Regions from separate parts of the Homo sapiens genome. Here regions 2 and 3 are each linked to region 1. Evidence: chromatin loops called from intact Hi-C (ENCODE). Cell type or tissue: dorsolateral prefrontal cortex. All regions are shown on one strand.

Region 1 (5,000 bases):
GAGGTAGAGCTCAGCTGTGAATGTGAGAGCTGGAACTCAAGTCCCCCACTCATGGCCAGACAGTGCCGTCAGAGAGCATCCCACAAACTCATCAGGGAGCCAAAAGTTCTTGGGCTGGGAACCTGCCTGAGGCAGACAGGTTAACACTAATGTGGGAACCCTTGAGCTTCCCAGGGTCATCTTTGCAGCAGGAGTCCAGTTTTGGCAGAAAGGGGCTGCCCTTGCAGATCTTATGTAGAGGCTGCAGGGGAGCAGGAGCAGGCTGGAAGGGGAGTGTCCAACCCAAGGACACACCCAAGGGCAAGGTTCCAGACAGAGGTCGGGCACCTCATCCCGGCCCATCTCGGATTGGGGAATGCTCTTGAGGTCTTTGGACAGCCATGGGTTGTCTATTAGGAATTATTCTCCACTGGTGATTCATGCTGATAAAATCTCCATCTCCTGCAGTCTCATTAAAGCAAGCACACACTCAGAGAAGTGTGTTTCTGGTGGCCCATGAGTTTCCCAGGTAAAATACAGGGCTCCATAACTCCCAGATGGAGAGCAGCTGGTTATCTTTGCCCAGGAGATCTCCAACACAGGCCGGGGTCGCGGCCCATTCCACCCGACCTTGTCAAGTCCTCCCTTCTGTCCATGCTTGGAATCCAGTGCCTCAGGCAGAGTGGGGCCACCTGAGAGGGCTACTCGTGCTGGATGAACACTGTGTGTGTCTAAGTCTGTTTACAGGGTCTCCCCAGCCATAGCCCTTGGAGAAGCTTCCCTGTCCTCCGCAGGGCCTGGATGTCACTGCCTCCCTGTTGAGATTGTCTAGTGAGTCCCACAGTATTTGCTTCTCTTCCTGCAGCACTCCTGACCCAGTGCACTGTGGCCTGAAAATGCTCCCTTCTGACTCTTGGAGGCTGGGCTCAGTGTCCCTCTGTCCCCAAACCTTCACACAGGGCTCAATGTGTAGTTGGCACTCAAAAACCACATGTTCAATTGAGGAACAAAGTAGGTAAGTTAAACAAACAAACAAACAAGAAAAACGTATATGGAAATATGTGTATCAGAACTAAATCAGAGAACTTGAAAGTTTTAAAAAGATGTTCAGATAAACTTGGCATGACTTCTCTGGGTTATGTAAGCTTCTGCTTTGAATCTGTCTTACAGCAAGGAAGATGCATGAAAATAGAAGATATCTATGTAACGTTCAAAAACCGCAACATGCCATTTGCCTACGGCGACTTATGGAAACGTTTACAAAAACATTTTGATGGGAATGCGTACACTGAGTATGCCAGTCATAAAGGTGCTTTTCTTTTTATTTAATTTTATGTTCTGTTATGTTCTTAATCATGAGGCTAGATTGCCAATGTTTGTTTCCTTAGCTTCAAATCAGAATTTATAATATCCTGGATGATATATAATTGTACTGTTCATCCTAGCTTTGTTTTATGTTTAACTCAATCACTTTCAAAATAAAGAACTGAATAAATATATCTCTTCTCATTAAATTAAGTTTTAGTCACAGACCATTGTGGAAAATACTAAAATCTGAATAAAATCAAACACACCACAAAAAAGAGGGACATAGAACAATAAGCAATAAAAGGAACATATTTCATTTTTAATGACATAACATTTTAAGCAAAGCAGCTTGTGCCTGCAAGCGAGCTGGAGGAGCAGAGACAGGGGCAGGTCTCCCCACCGTAGCGGGGAGGGCACCCCTCCTTCCCACCCGGCCTCAGGCAGCTCAGCCGCCCTGCATGTAGTCAATCTTGGTGCAGTGGGAGACCTGACAGGGGCCTGAGGCCGGGTGGCCTCCCAAACCTGGATAGGAGAAGGGAGAGGCCACCTTAGGGGTACCCCTCTGCAGCTTCACCCCCAAAACTTGTCCATAAAAGGAGCCTGCAGTGCAGGCAGCCACCAGAAGGTGTCACTGCGGCTCTTGCGCTGAGCCTGCGTTCGCCCCGCCGGGTCCTCCCCAGGGAAAGCCTAGATCCTCTTACCAGGACCCCCGGGAGAAGCGCCCTCTGCACTGCCGGGGCCCACTGAGCGGGCATTGCACGGAGCTTCAGGGTGCTCAAACCAACAAGCTCCCAGAGCACACAGCAACCAGGCCCTCCTACGTAGGGAGAAAGGCAGAAAAACAAAAAGCCCTTGCTTTTCGGGGGCACACCACTTAGCCCATAGAAAGAGCTTGATCTGTGTGTTTGAATATGGAACGCATCATTTCTTATGCAGTACTTTCTCTGGGCGTTCCTTAAATGTTTGACCTTTCTCTCATTTATCACATATCATGTGCTCCTACACAGCATTCCTTTTTGGATCTCGGTGGAACCCGGCAGGAAGGACGGAATAAGGGGCTTCCATCAGACCTGCTAGGTGAGGGCAGAGCCTTCTCCTACGTTGGCAAGCAGTGTGTCACCCCTAATCTCACCCTCATGACTTACTGACCATGCCACCAGCCCTTCTCTCTGCACTTCCCTCCCCGTCTTGACTCAGCAGCATTTGCATAGGAATAACGTTTCTTAGAGTTGGGAAGGAGAGACCTTCTGACAGAGAAGCCCCCAGAGCAGATTTGCCAAAGGATTTAAAATGAATCCATAATATTCATCCATAATTATCCTTAAATCTTGGGTGCTGAAGGACAAAGCTTCGTGTATGAAATAGCATTTTCACTCGTAAGAGCAACAAACTATGGTTATTTTCAGACTGGGGTGTTTGGTAGCCATTTTCTTGAAAATGAATGGAGTCTGTCACTTCTAAGAAAACAACTGGCAGTATTTGTTGCCAATACTAAAAGTCGAGATTTCCAGTGGAAATTGGAATTTTGGAAAGCTCGTATCCACCTTCATGAGTCTGGTAGCTTCTCAATATTTAAATACTTTTCTAACACAATTGGTTGGGAGACTAATAAATGTGGTTTTTGTAATATCGTGTCAACATTTGGATGATCAGCATAACTCTGTGAACCAATATTTTCCAATGCCTGAAGTTACAAATTCATGCATGGGTAAAAGGTACATTTAAAGTACAAGATAAACCAATGTTTGGGAAGGTAACAAGATATGAATAGTATAGAGTTTCAGGTTCCACATTAGAATTAAACTCCAAGAAACTGCTAGTTGTTGAGTTTGATGTGATGTCAAGGAAGAGTATGCATCATTATCTGAAAAGTCTAATAAAATCACCATCCATTTTCATATCCAGCTCAGGGTAAATTTCCTTCACAGAAATTACATGTTGCAACAGATTGAATGCGGAAGCAGATATGAAAATCATCTGTCTTTTATTGAGCCAGACATTAAAGATATTTGCAAAAATGTAAAACAATGTCACTGTCCTTACTAAATTTTCTTTTTGGGTGGTATAATAGAGTTATTTTTTTAGAAATGTGTCACTTATGTAGGCTTTTTATTATATTTAGATTAATCAATAATACATATTTTTGAATGTCTAAGTTGAAATTTTTAATATAGTGAATAATGATAGAGATAATCCACATAAATAAAAGTTTTGGGTGGTGTTCCAATAATGTTTAAGAGCCTTGTGTAGGACTGAGAGCATTTCTGCAGTATTTGTGTGTCCACAGACCAGTAGCTTTACATCTTATACTACGTCAATTTACCCACTTGAATTTCATGGCTGCTAATGTAGATTCTATTGAGACTCAGTGGATCTTAAGAAATTCAGTTACTCACTAGGAATGGTTCCACTGGCAGAACAGGGAGGAAGTGCAAGAAGGGCTAGTCTCTTCTCAGTGTTGGGGAAGACAGAGCGACAGGATGGGTGTTAAAACACAATGAGAGGCGCCGTGATCACAAGGGTAATTTTTATATTGGAGTGCAGCCCAATGCAGTCCCCTTTTAGAAGTCTAAAAAACTGGGTCTAATTAAACTTCCTACTGTTGGTGATCATTTATTTTTATGACATTCTATTATGAAAATTCCAAATATACAAAAAAGGTTGAAAGGATTTTATAATGAACACTCATTATAGAATGAACATCACCTAGAATTAACGTGGTGAAATATTTACTTCATTGCTTACCTGCAGACATTAAATAAACCTATAGGGTTATGTGACTCTTGCTGTGGTCTAATTGCATGCATCACTCAACCCTGTATCAAGAAACCCCTTCCATCTCAATGAAATGCAAATCCTAAGCATCATGTTCAAAGTGGGCAGCCTACTGTTTTTGTGTGGGTACACCAGGATTTATTTAACCCATTTCTGACTGTTGACTGTTTGGGTTGGTTAAACTCTTTACTAATTTGATAAACATTGAGGAGCACCTGTTTTTCCTTAACAATGATCCTTTATTTTCCTTCTTAGACTTATAGGATTAAATCTAAGAAGCAGAATTCTCTAGAGTTTCTCTTGTGTATAGTGGCAAGTTCCATCAACAGCTTTTCCTTTGCAGACTGAGCCTATATGTAGATGTTGGGGAAAAGATGGAGATTAGTCTGAAGAGAAGAGCCGAGGGACCATGTTAGCTCCTTTCTGATATCCTGCCATATAGTACATTCTCAAAAAATAGCTGCCAAAGGAATGAATAACGAATGTTGAGGCCCAGCGGGAGATGTAGGCTTATCCCTGGAATCACTGATTCAAAGAATGAGAATCACAGAGTTGTGAGAGGTCAACTTTGGTTACACATGAAGACCTCTCTCCCCACCCCCTACCCTTCCCTCATATCTTTGTTTTTTCTTCCAGGTGGCACTGTTTTTTGAAATTATCATGGAAATCAAAGGTGAAGTGTAATTTGTTATAGGACTATAAAATTAATTATGATGAATACACTTTCTGAATCACTGATACTCTTTTTTAAAATAGCAGCTTTATTGAGCTGTAATTCACATACTATAAAGGTCGCCCTTTAAAAGTAGACAATTTGGTGGGTTTCAGTAACAATCTAATTCCAGACCTTTTCCATCACTCCAAAAAACAACCCTATCTGTGCCTTTTAGGTATCATTCCCCATTCCCCAATCCCAACCCCCGGCATTCACTAATATA
Region 2 (5,000 bases), 470 kb after region 1:
TTGACATCATGGGACCAGCTCTTACAAGCAGGTGACAAAGAACAGCCATCTGACGCCACGGAAATCGCAAATTGTGTGGAAGAGGCGCAGGCAAGAGCCCGGGGGGAAGGAGGGGCCCGGGATCGTTCCGGGAGCGCTGCCCGCACCATCTCACCCGGGGACCCACTGGCTGCCCGCGAGGCCGGCAGTGAGAACAGACGCTGGGTGCAGGCGCGGCCTGTGAAGGGGTGGCCCCTGGACGCACACCGGCCTCTCTGGAGTCGAGGTTTGCGTTGCTAGCCTGGCCTGAAGAAGGAAAAGCATCCCGAGAGAAGTGTAGTGGATTCGCGGGAATACGCATCCCTCCCAGAAGGCTTCCGTTTCCACCTTTGTCCAAGTGAGGGCTGGGCTGCTCGCAGAGTCCGGGCCCAGGTCCGGCGCCGTCTGGGCAGGGCTTCTGCCCGGGCCGCTGCGCTCCAGCCTCCGGCCCTTGGCTTTCAGTGCAAAGGGCGTCTGGGGAGCACAGGGGGCGCGCGGAGAGAACTGCCTCCCCTCTCCAGTCCTCGACCTAACACTCCTGGAGGCCCAAAGGAAACAGTGACCAGCCTTCAAGCAAGGGTCCTTGGAATCTGTCCCCGGCCACCTTTGAGGTCTGATTTCCTGCTGCCCCTTGACCGGCTGCCGCCGCCCCGCGCGCACATAGGTCTCACATCTTGCACTCTGACGCCCCGGTCCATGCTGCTGCCCACGCGGGTCCCCTGGCCCAGCCTCTCCACCTTCGCAGCTCGAGCTCACCCCAGACTCCGTGCCCACCGCCTGGTCGCCGGGCCCTGCTCCCCTCACCCCCAGACTCAGCCCCTCGCCCACTCCTGTGCCCCCAGATCCTCCTGTTTCCCCTGCGCCACTCCAGGGTGAGCAGGCCCTGGGCTCCGCAGACAGGGCTTAGTGAAACTGTGAGTGGTCGAAGGGATGGGCGAGCGGGAAGGACACGAGGCAGAGGAAGGGGAGCCCTAGGCAGCCCGACCAGCTGCAGTCCTCCCCACCGCTGCTCCCATCAGATCCACACGCAGGAGGGAGGTCCAGGCCCAGGCCGTGCCCTGCTCATAACTTCACATAGGGACCTGAGTAGGGGCAGTCACACACACGCCACACACCATACACACACAACACACACAACACACCATACACATACTCCATATAGTCCCGCCACACGCTACACACCATACACACACACGACACTCCATAGACACACAACACGCCATATACACACAACACACCATATACACACACGCCATATGCCATACACACACACCATACACACACAACACACCATATACACTCACGCCACACACCATACGCTCACACCATACACACCCAACACACTATACACACACACACCACACACCACATACACACCCCACACACGCCACACACCATACACTTAGAAACACGCCATACACACGCACTAGACACACACATGCCACACACCATACACCCCCAAACACGCCACACAGCGTACACACACAACAGACACACCACACTCCATACATACAAACGCACCATAAACACAACACACTACACACACACGCCACACTCTATACACCCCCCACGCGCACCACACACCATACACACACTACACACACGCATCCATACACACATCACGCACACACAACCTCATACACACACACACCACACATACCCATACACACCCACACACTGCTCCATCCTCCCCGCACAACTTGCTCAGAGAAGCCTCCGGAAGCCGCCCAGACCTCTCCTGCCCCAAGGGGCCCTTCAGCTGATTCCATCCCACGATCCTCTTCTTCTCCATGTGAATGCTAACGGAAAGTAACAGCCCCTCTGCTCGGACCTTATTAATATTGCTTGAAGCAATGCAAAAAACTTGAGATCCTACTGAGAAGAAAGCTAATTTCAATAATAAAACTTTAGATTAGCAATGGGTATTAGTTTCCTGCTAGATGTCATAGTTTATTTGATCATTCAAACTTCTAAAATGCTCTAGAAAAATCGCCTCCGTTAAAAGATTGTAGCATAAATACTCTAACTTGCCTTGAAATATTTTAAAGCTTCCCTGTGTCCGCGGACTCGCAGGTCATGTGCGCGCGGCCGGGGAAGGCAGCCCCCCCACTGCTGGGCCCCCGGGGCGCGGGCTGGGTAGGGCCCGGAGAAGGGAGCCTGGGGCTGCCACGGGGCTGCATTTCCCCGGGGCTGGGTGACGCCGCCGTCCACACTGCCCGCCAGCGCGGAAGCCACCGTTCACAGCCGGCTACCCACTGCTGGGAATGTGGCTGGCACACGGGGGACCTGGATTATTAATGTTTTTCGACCTTAATTTTAAAGTGTGATAAATGTCTAGTCACCGTTTCAGACAGTGCAAATCATAGGAGTGAAGACCACAAAAACTCCGGATTCCGGGCCAACCGGGAAACACTTTGGGCACGGAGGCCTCTGCCAAGTCTTCCTTCTCCAGCAGCATGGGGCATACGCCTAACTATTCTCAGGGTAAACATGGAAATCCTAATCGCATCTGCCTCACTCCTGCCAGGCGGTGGCTGCTCCGAATTTTCCACCACCCGGTGCGCTTGGCCAACGTTTCTGGGGCATTTGCGCTCAAGGCCAGAGAGCGTGCAGGAGATGAGACCATCAGTTTCGGCCTGCTTAAGGGACCACCGTCCGAGCTGAAATGAGCAGAGCGGGTCACTTGGCTCACTTTTCCCCGCTGGCCGGGAGGGGAGGGATGCCTGCAGCAGCACTGTGGCCCTGACTCGGGACTCTGGTGTCCGGAAGCGCGGTGGTGGGTGCAGGCTGGCTGCGCACTAGGGAGGACCTGAGGCTGAGCGCAGCCTCCCTGGCTCTGAGCAACCTCAAGGCCGCGCAGACCTGCCAAGAGGCTCAGGAACACTCTGCAGACATGAAGCACTTTGTCTTCCCTAAACGTGCTTCGGTGAATCCGGGGCTTTAACCAAGCTCTAGAATGCCCTCCTGTCAGTCTTCCCCTCGATGCACGAGGCCACGGCGCCACCTCGTGGACATTATTTTCAGTCCCCATGGCTGAATAGCGCGCATAGCTAGCTTCCTGTTGCATGCTTGCTATATATTCTATCTATGCAAATAGGGAGAGGCCAGGAGGTTTGGCACTTGGACATTATCGATGGGCTAATTGCCATGTGATCATTTTTACCTGTTTCATTTATCACATCTGTTGTGAAGGACGATAAAGATACTACCAAATGTATGTTATGTAGTTTAAATGCGTTTATATTTCTGAAGCTCTGGTTTCTGTTTCACTAGGACGAGGATGTCTGCAGCCTTTGTGGGGTCAGGACCTAAGAAAGCAAACATGTGCTGGAGATGGTCCATTTGCAAAGGGTGATGTGGTCCTGTGTGAGATGTGTGCCCGAGAGTCCAAAGCATGGCCTGGCCAGACGGAACTGCCTGCAGTGGCTGCAGACTGATGGCCTTCTCAACAGGCCCAGAATATGTCTGGTCACGTTTTCAAACCAAATATGCAAGAAATGTGTGTTGAAATGTCCTTATTTGTATGCTGCAAGTACAATTTTAGCAAAACTAAATCTGACTCTTTATTAAATTGGCAGAAACCTAAGCACAGAACATGTCTGTGAACCAGACATTCTCTGGATCTCTTTCCAAGTCCCTCATACTAGGGTCTGGGTGGTGAGATGGCCTCATTTAGGAAAAGGAGATCTCATACATTCCATTATGGTTCATTCATTCACAAGCACACACATAAGTTCCTCCTGAGTGCCCAGTGCCGGGATGACAGGGAGTATATGGAATTACACAGGACACGTGTATCATGCATGTGTTATACATGATTGAGACATATATGTCCAAAAGACGCTCTGTGGGGAACACAGAACTTCAGCTGGGAAGTCAAAGGCAGTGGGGCCACAGCAGGCTGGTGCAAAGTCTCTGTCTTCAGTGACTGAGGACATGAAGGATGGTGTGGCTGCGTGCCTACAGGGAGATCGGCGGGACCAGACAGAGGAAAGGGCAGTGGTGTCCCAGGCAGGCTCCATGTCTCCAACCTTGGGAACAAGGCTCAATTCAAGTTAAATCAGGACAAGGGAGCTCTGTGAGGCACGTCCCAAAGCAAAAAAAAAAAAAAAAAATTGAAGTGACTACAAATCTTGAGATGAGTAACTGTTATGCATGGTTTTCAATGGACTGGCTAATTGGATCTCATGTAGCAAAATGGGCAGAAATTTCATGTTCATTTTTGTATATAAGGTGCCAGAGAGGAAGTAATAGGTGGTCTCTACTCTCACTGTTGATGGAAGTGAAACTGGTACTATTTTTCTAGAGAACAGTTTGAAAATCTGTATTAATATCAAAAATTTATGTTTTGTCCAATTCCTGGGATTTGTTCAAAGGATATACGTAGGTGCTTGGACCAGAATGTTATCACAGAGAAAAAAAATAGATGTATCGTGAATTTTTTTACAGAAATCATATAAACACAGGATAACCACATGATGGGATGTGCTATATCACAAAGTTTCAAAACAATGTTTAATGACATGGGAAATGTTTTCAATGCTGTATATTTTAAAATTGTAAAGCTATTCACAAAAGTTTTCAGTGAATGAGGCCACTCAAAAACTATAGGAGACTATGTGTGCATACACACAGACATACACATATGTATTCATGAATGTCTACACGCAGGGACACATAAACATGATACACACTAAAATATTAACATTGATTCTCTTTGGTCTTGGTGTTATCATAACCATATTCCGCACTTTGTAATTTTCTATGTTTTATAAATTTTTAAATCATATTTTGATTCTTGCCAATATAAAATGTGTTACCTTAAAAATTGCAAGTCAGCCAATACATCTGGTTTCATGAAAGAAGCTTTGAACTTGACACTTTGAACTTGACAATGTATAGCTATGCATGCTTGTACATATATACAAACACATCTCAGTGTCTAGTTCAAAACTTCCAGATATGTATGTATCCAAGTTACC
Region 3 (5,000 bases), 300 kb after region 1:
TCTCTCTCTGTCGCCCAGGCTGCAGTGTAATGGCAGGATCTTAGCTCACTGCAACCTCTGCCTCCCAGGTTCAAGCGATTCTCCTGCCTCAGCCTCCTGAGTAGCTGGGATTACAGGCACCTGCCATCATGCAAGGCTAATTTTTTTTTTTTTTTTTTTTTTTTAGTAGAGATGGAGTTTCACCATGTTGGCCAGGCTGGTCTTAAACTCCTGACCTCAGGTGATCTGCCTGCCTCGGCCTCCTGAAGTGCTGGGATTACAGGCGTGAGCCACCACACCCAGCCGATACTCAGTCTTTTAAAAGTGGTCAGGGTGAACTCACCAGCACCCACATGCCCACCTGCACATATAAGCACAGCGGAGCCAGCTCCCTCTCCTGTGACTCCACATCCACAGACTCTGGCTCCAAAGGGGAGTCCCCGTTTGCACAGCCAATAGTCCTGTGGGATGGCCAGGTCTGGAAACTCTATCACAGGCACTCTCATGGGACAGGAAGACTCAGAGAACATGACAGCTGCCGCCAGTTGCCCGGAAGGCAGCCCATGATGGTGGATGAGAGAGATTCTGTAGCACTCCAGAAGGCAAAGTATAGGGTCAGTGGACAGAAGGAAGGAGGAGGCTGATTTCAGCTTCCTGAGAAGCATCTGTTAGTCATAGGAACTGTTCAAACATGGAAGTGCCTCCTAGGGAAAATGCCAGAGCAGAGGGCAGGCAGTGCCTCTCGGGAGCACAGCAGGATTTCCACACGGGGCGGGAGAGGGGTGCTGAGGCTTCCACCAGGCCCGGATACCCTTTAAAATCCATCTGGCTTGCTACTGGAATGCAATTTATTCAAGGTTATCAACTAAGTCAGGGTCAAAGCTGGCACTGCAGTTAGCAGGGAAAAGACTTTTTTTCTCTTTGGTGGGGAGCAGGGGGATAGGAGATAGGGAGACTTGCCCCATCAATCAACTTGAGCATTTTCTTTGAAACCAGTACTGCCCATAAATCTCTACTGCTTGTGACTGGCATGCGGGAACATCACTCATAAATACATGGATGAAACTTGAGACAGTTTAAATCATAATCTGGAGGGCTTTATGCAGCTGAACAGTTTGTTTTCTAGTGAAAGGGCAAAATATGACATTTAATTTTAACAAAAAAAAAAAAAAAGAGCAGTTACCTCAATGGAGCATTGTTTTGTTACGATAGACTTATTAAAAACCCTAATCAGCCAGATGGCCAGCGTTCAGAACCCACCCAGCCCCGTATACAGTGTGAGAGCAGGCAGTGCGGTGTTCTCACACCGTTAGCCACTGGGGCATCCTCGTTCGAGTGATGCAAGGACACCATTCACTGCACCAGCGATGTAAGAGCAGACGCCTGATGAACACGGCCATGGTCGTAAAAGTACACAATAAACTCTCAACCAATTGGCCTTTCACTTCTTACCAGCATAGACAACACCTGTCTATAGGTTTACCTTATTGGGAGAAGAAAATATTAAACACAGGTAAGCAATGGCAATTGCCTCATTCTTCATAGACTCCTGTTTTGTATGATGACCTTCTCATCTTTTACATTCAAAATGTGCTACTTATGGTGTCACTCAGGAAAATTGTAGGGAGGTATGGCCATCGCCCTATTAAGTAAACTAGAGAGTATTTGGTGGCATTTAGTGATTCCAAAAAAACCTCAGAGACCTATTAGGACCATACAGAAGAAACAATGGAACTATTTGTAGTCAGAACCACTAGGAGACATGAGAGCTGAAGAGAGACATATAAAAACTAGACCAAAGCCATCATTCCCTTTATGGAGGGGAGAAAGTGTTGTGGCTATTTTCAAGCACATAAAATAACCAGTGAAAGTGGCAAAGGAAGAAAGGTCCCTCCTTCCTTACACCCTACAGCTTGGTCTCTGTATTTCCACTTAGACGTGACTCCTGCTGCCTCATCATTTGATTTTCCTTTTGGGCAGGGACTCGTCAGAAATAGTCTCTGCATCATCCCCACGCCACTTAACGTTTCACACAGAATGATTCCATCAAGTTCACTGAATGGCACGGACTCACGAAAGCATGCATCTGTTGACATTCTCGAAGTCTCAGGGAACTTCTAAAGCTGAGCTGAGTCCTTACAAGCAGGGATTTGCTTTGCAGCATGTGATAATGACACAGTCTGTTAGTTCCAAGAGCCTGTGGGGCCACCAGCAGTTTCCCAGAGCAGTTTCTGGAGCAGCATGCCACATCTTTGTGCACCAACCTGCAAAGGGAAGCTCCAACCCTGCTCAGGGGCCAGTGTGGCCAAGGAGGAATTGCACCAACAGGCCAGTGGGCTGCATTCAAATAGGTGCCACCCCACCCTTTCTTGCTGCAAAATAAAACCAAAGTTCACATTAGACAAATATGCATAATGGTCTTAGACAATCTCTTCTCCTGGGAAAGCTCTTGACAACAAGCAGTTAGATACAAAAATGTTAAAAACCAACTGGATTTTAAACTCCCCTTACTGTCACATAAATCAAAATACACATTTTAAAATAATGTAGTTGCCATTTTTCCTTATCTCTTGGTTTATGACCACATTGTGGAAAGTCTAGTGTTTAATTTTATAGCATTACTAAAGGTTATAATAAATTTCTACTTAAGAGAAGAAAATCTAAAAAGAGAACATTGTTCTTTCTTCAATAAGCTTTGACTGCACAGAGGTAGCAGGAATGGCCACCTTTTGCTACAATAGAATACAGATCCTTAAGGAAAGAGCACTCCCAGCTCCCTGGTGATTGGTGCAGACATTTCTATTCTCCGTGGTGCCACCTAGTGGTCAATAATCGAACTGTGTCTTTGTTCACAGTGAAGCACCATTGTCTGCCAGGACCCAGACCTATGCCCATGGCAGGAAACCCTTTCACTCTGCATCACTCGCCTTCATGCCATCTCAGGACCACAGTCTTGGAACACATGTCTCCTCTCTTGGACATCTAACATAGAAATGCAAAACAGTGTATGTCAAATGCCTTTAGGTTTCTTAACAGCGTAAGAGGTGAACAGTTATATTCTTGATTTGGAACTATATCTCCAATTCAATGTTTATTGATCCAAATTTTCAAATTGGAATAAAAGTGTTATAACAGCTATCAATAGAAACTTTGAAATTATAGCCAACATAGTATCTCATAACTGGGATTCAGCTTATAAAATAACAGAACGGTGATGGAGACTGCTATTTGTCCACCAAAATCCGTTTTGCCAATTTTCTACAACAGAAGGGCTGCAGGTGGGAGCATGGTCTCTGTCAGATGGGAACCCCGCTTCCAAACCACCTGTAGCTGGCTGTGGCCCCAAGACTCAGCTCTCCCCAAAGGAAATGTAGAGAGCAGTAGGGGTGCCCTTCAGGCCTTCCTGCTGGCTAGAAAGAGCATGTATGGCAACCTTTGCAGCCTCGTGTTGGGAGTGACAGAGCCTTCATTGTCTTCTGCTTCCCTGAATGGCAGAGGGCACCAGGGCAGCCTGCCAGCCTGAAATGCTCACTTCAGAGTTCTTATATGAAGAATTTCCATATTTTCCAATTCAGTGAATTAGTTTGAGCCTGCTGTTACAGCAGCTTAGCATTCCCCAAATGGCAAATCAAGATCTAAAATTGTTTTAATAGTGGCCACAGGATTCAAAGTTCATTTGTGTATAGGGTTCATTAATGGTTTTATTGGTGATGACGGTTGCATTTAGTCTAAGAGCTTTTCAGAAATATGTACTATAGCAACACAAAGATAGTTAAGAAGCAATTTTACTTTATACGATATGGCATAGTTTTATAGACAGTGCTAATCACTTATCAATTTTGATGAGGCCCGCGAACTTACTGGTTTCTAATAGACTAAATCGGTCTTAAGCACTGTATAGGTAAAGTCATAGCAAATCTCTAATCTCTAATTGTTTAAAGATGGTGGCTCCTGGTTTCCAATATGGCAATTTGACTTTGAAAAAAAAAAAAAGTACTTTCACAGGTTGCAACAAATCAAAACAATGACCAGACACTTGACATGTAGCCGGACAGTTGGGAATTTATAAATTAACTTCCCAAACTTCAAAGATGCTACAACTCCTGGTTGAGCAAGAAATAGCTCATTTCCTGTTCAACAGGCTTCCAACACTGAGTCAAACAGAGCAATCAGATGATTCAGACCTCTGCTGAGTGGCCCTAATGGACGCCTCCAAAACTTACAATGAAAAGCATACTCAAAAATCTTTACCCTCGTCTAAACTGCTCAGCAAGGCTCTGCCATCTGTAATTCTGAGCTCTGCTGTGCGGAGATAGCCTGGTGTGGACTCTTGTCCCTATCATCTCCATTCTCAGATGCACCGTAAATGGGAACACCTGGACTTCCTTGGAGAAATCAGCGCTTCTCTTATTTTGTCCCTGCGTATTTAAGATCCATGTGTTCTGATGCGTTATCATAGTGAGTCATCACAGGAGTCCAGTAAGACAGGACTTTAAAATTCAAGGCTGGCTCTGCAGATGGAGCAGATGAGCACGAAATGCAGCCTCACCACCCAACCACGGGCAAAGCCTGTATGCTTCCTCAGCTTTGAGAACTGTCGGCAGATTCACTGTGAGAGTGAGTATACAAGCCGCCTCCCAGTGGATGGAGAATGCACTCATGTCCTGTAAGAAGCCCGGTTGCAGAGGCCAATGCACACATCCTCTCGAGTTGCAATGGGAGCGGACTGTCATGACTTTCCTTCTGGTAGTGGATGTGCATGGAAACTTCCTTTATTTCTTCATCAGTGGGACTTCTTTGAGGCAAGTAAACATGGCTTTTCTATGTCTCGATTAAATGGCGAATGTCCTGAACTACACCGATTCCACCTGCTGGTATGATAGATTTCCAAAGAATAAGTACGTGGTAAGATTCCCAGACAACAACACCAGTTTTTACTTAGGAAACACCTGAAGGACATGAGCAATGGGAGCCCCGAGGGTGACCTGGCGGCCAGGACACCTCTCTCCATCACAGGTGCC

The links. Hi-C counts contacts between places; a loop is a spot of excess contacts. Peaks named below come from ENCODE experiments on the same cell type or tissue, not always from the same donor. Only the 100,000 strongest peaks of a DNase experiment are listed, where the experiment ranks them.
Region 2: a loop joins it to region 1, with 14 times the contacts of the local background. A loop is called at or near these places in 35 of 110 quality-filtered maps.
Region 3: it touches region 1 in a loop (9-fold over the local background); 27 of 110 quality-filtered maps call a loop at or near these places.

What each region holds. Positions count from the first base shown.
Region 1 is chr15:27,355,931-27,360,930 of GRCh38, reverse strand. All of the region lies in intron 5 of GABRG3 (gamma-aminobutyric acid type A receptor subunit gamma3), which reads right to left. Among named protein-coding and RNA genes, the nearest start is that of GABRG3-AS1, 200 kb to the right of the region's middle. RefSeq lists an enhancer at 1,931-2,431. In dorsolateral prefrontal cortex, CTCF peaks have their summits at 1,710 and 1,910 (motif pointing right); a DNase peak (open chromatin) is centred at 1,930; H3K4me3 peaks cover 926 bases; H3K27ac peaks cover 1,492 bases.
Region 2 is chr15:26,889,560-26,894,559 of GRCh38, reverse strand. All of the region lies in intron 6 of GABRA5 (gamma-aminobutyric acid type A receptor subunit alpha5), which reads right to left. Among named protein-coding and RNA genes, the nearest start is that of GABRA5, 25 kb to the right of the region's middle. In dorsolateral prefrontal cortex, CTCF peaks have their summits at 2,828, 3,032 (motif pointing left) and 4,856; a DNase peak (open chromatin) is centred at 2,999; H3K4me3 peaks cover 1,297 bases.
Region 3 is chr15:27,057,599-27,062,598 of GRCh38, reverse strand. All of the region lies in intron 3 of GABRG3 (gamma-aminobutyric acid type A receptor subunit gamma3), which reads right to left. All of the region lies in intron 2 of LOC124903449 (a long non-coding RNA gene), which reads left to right. Among named protein-coding and RNA genes, the nearest start is that of GABRG3, 89 kb to the right of the region's middle. RefSeq lists an enhancer at 3,708-4,907. In dorsolateral prefrontal cortex, CTCF peaks have their summits at 2,587 and 2,787 (motif pointing left); DNase peaks (open chromatin) are centred at 2,818 and 4,577.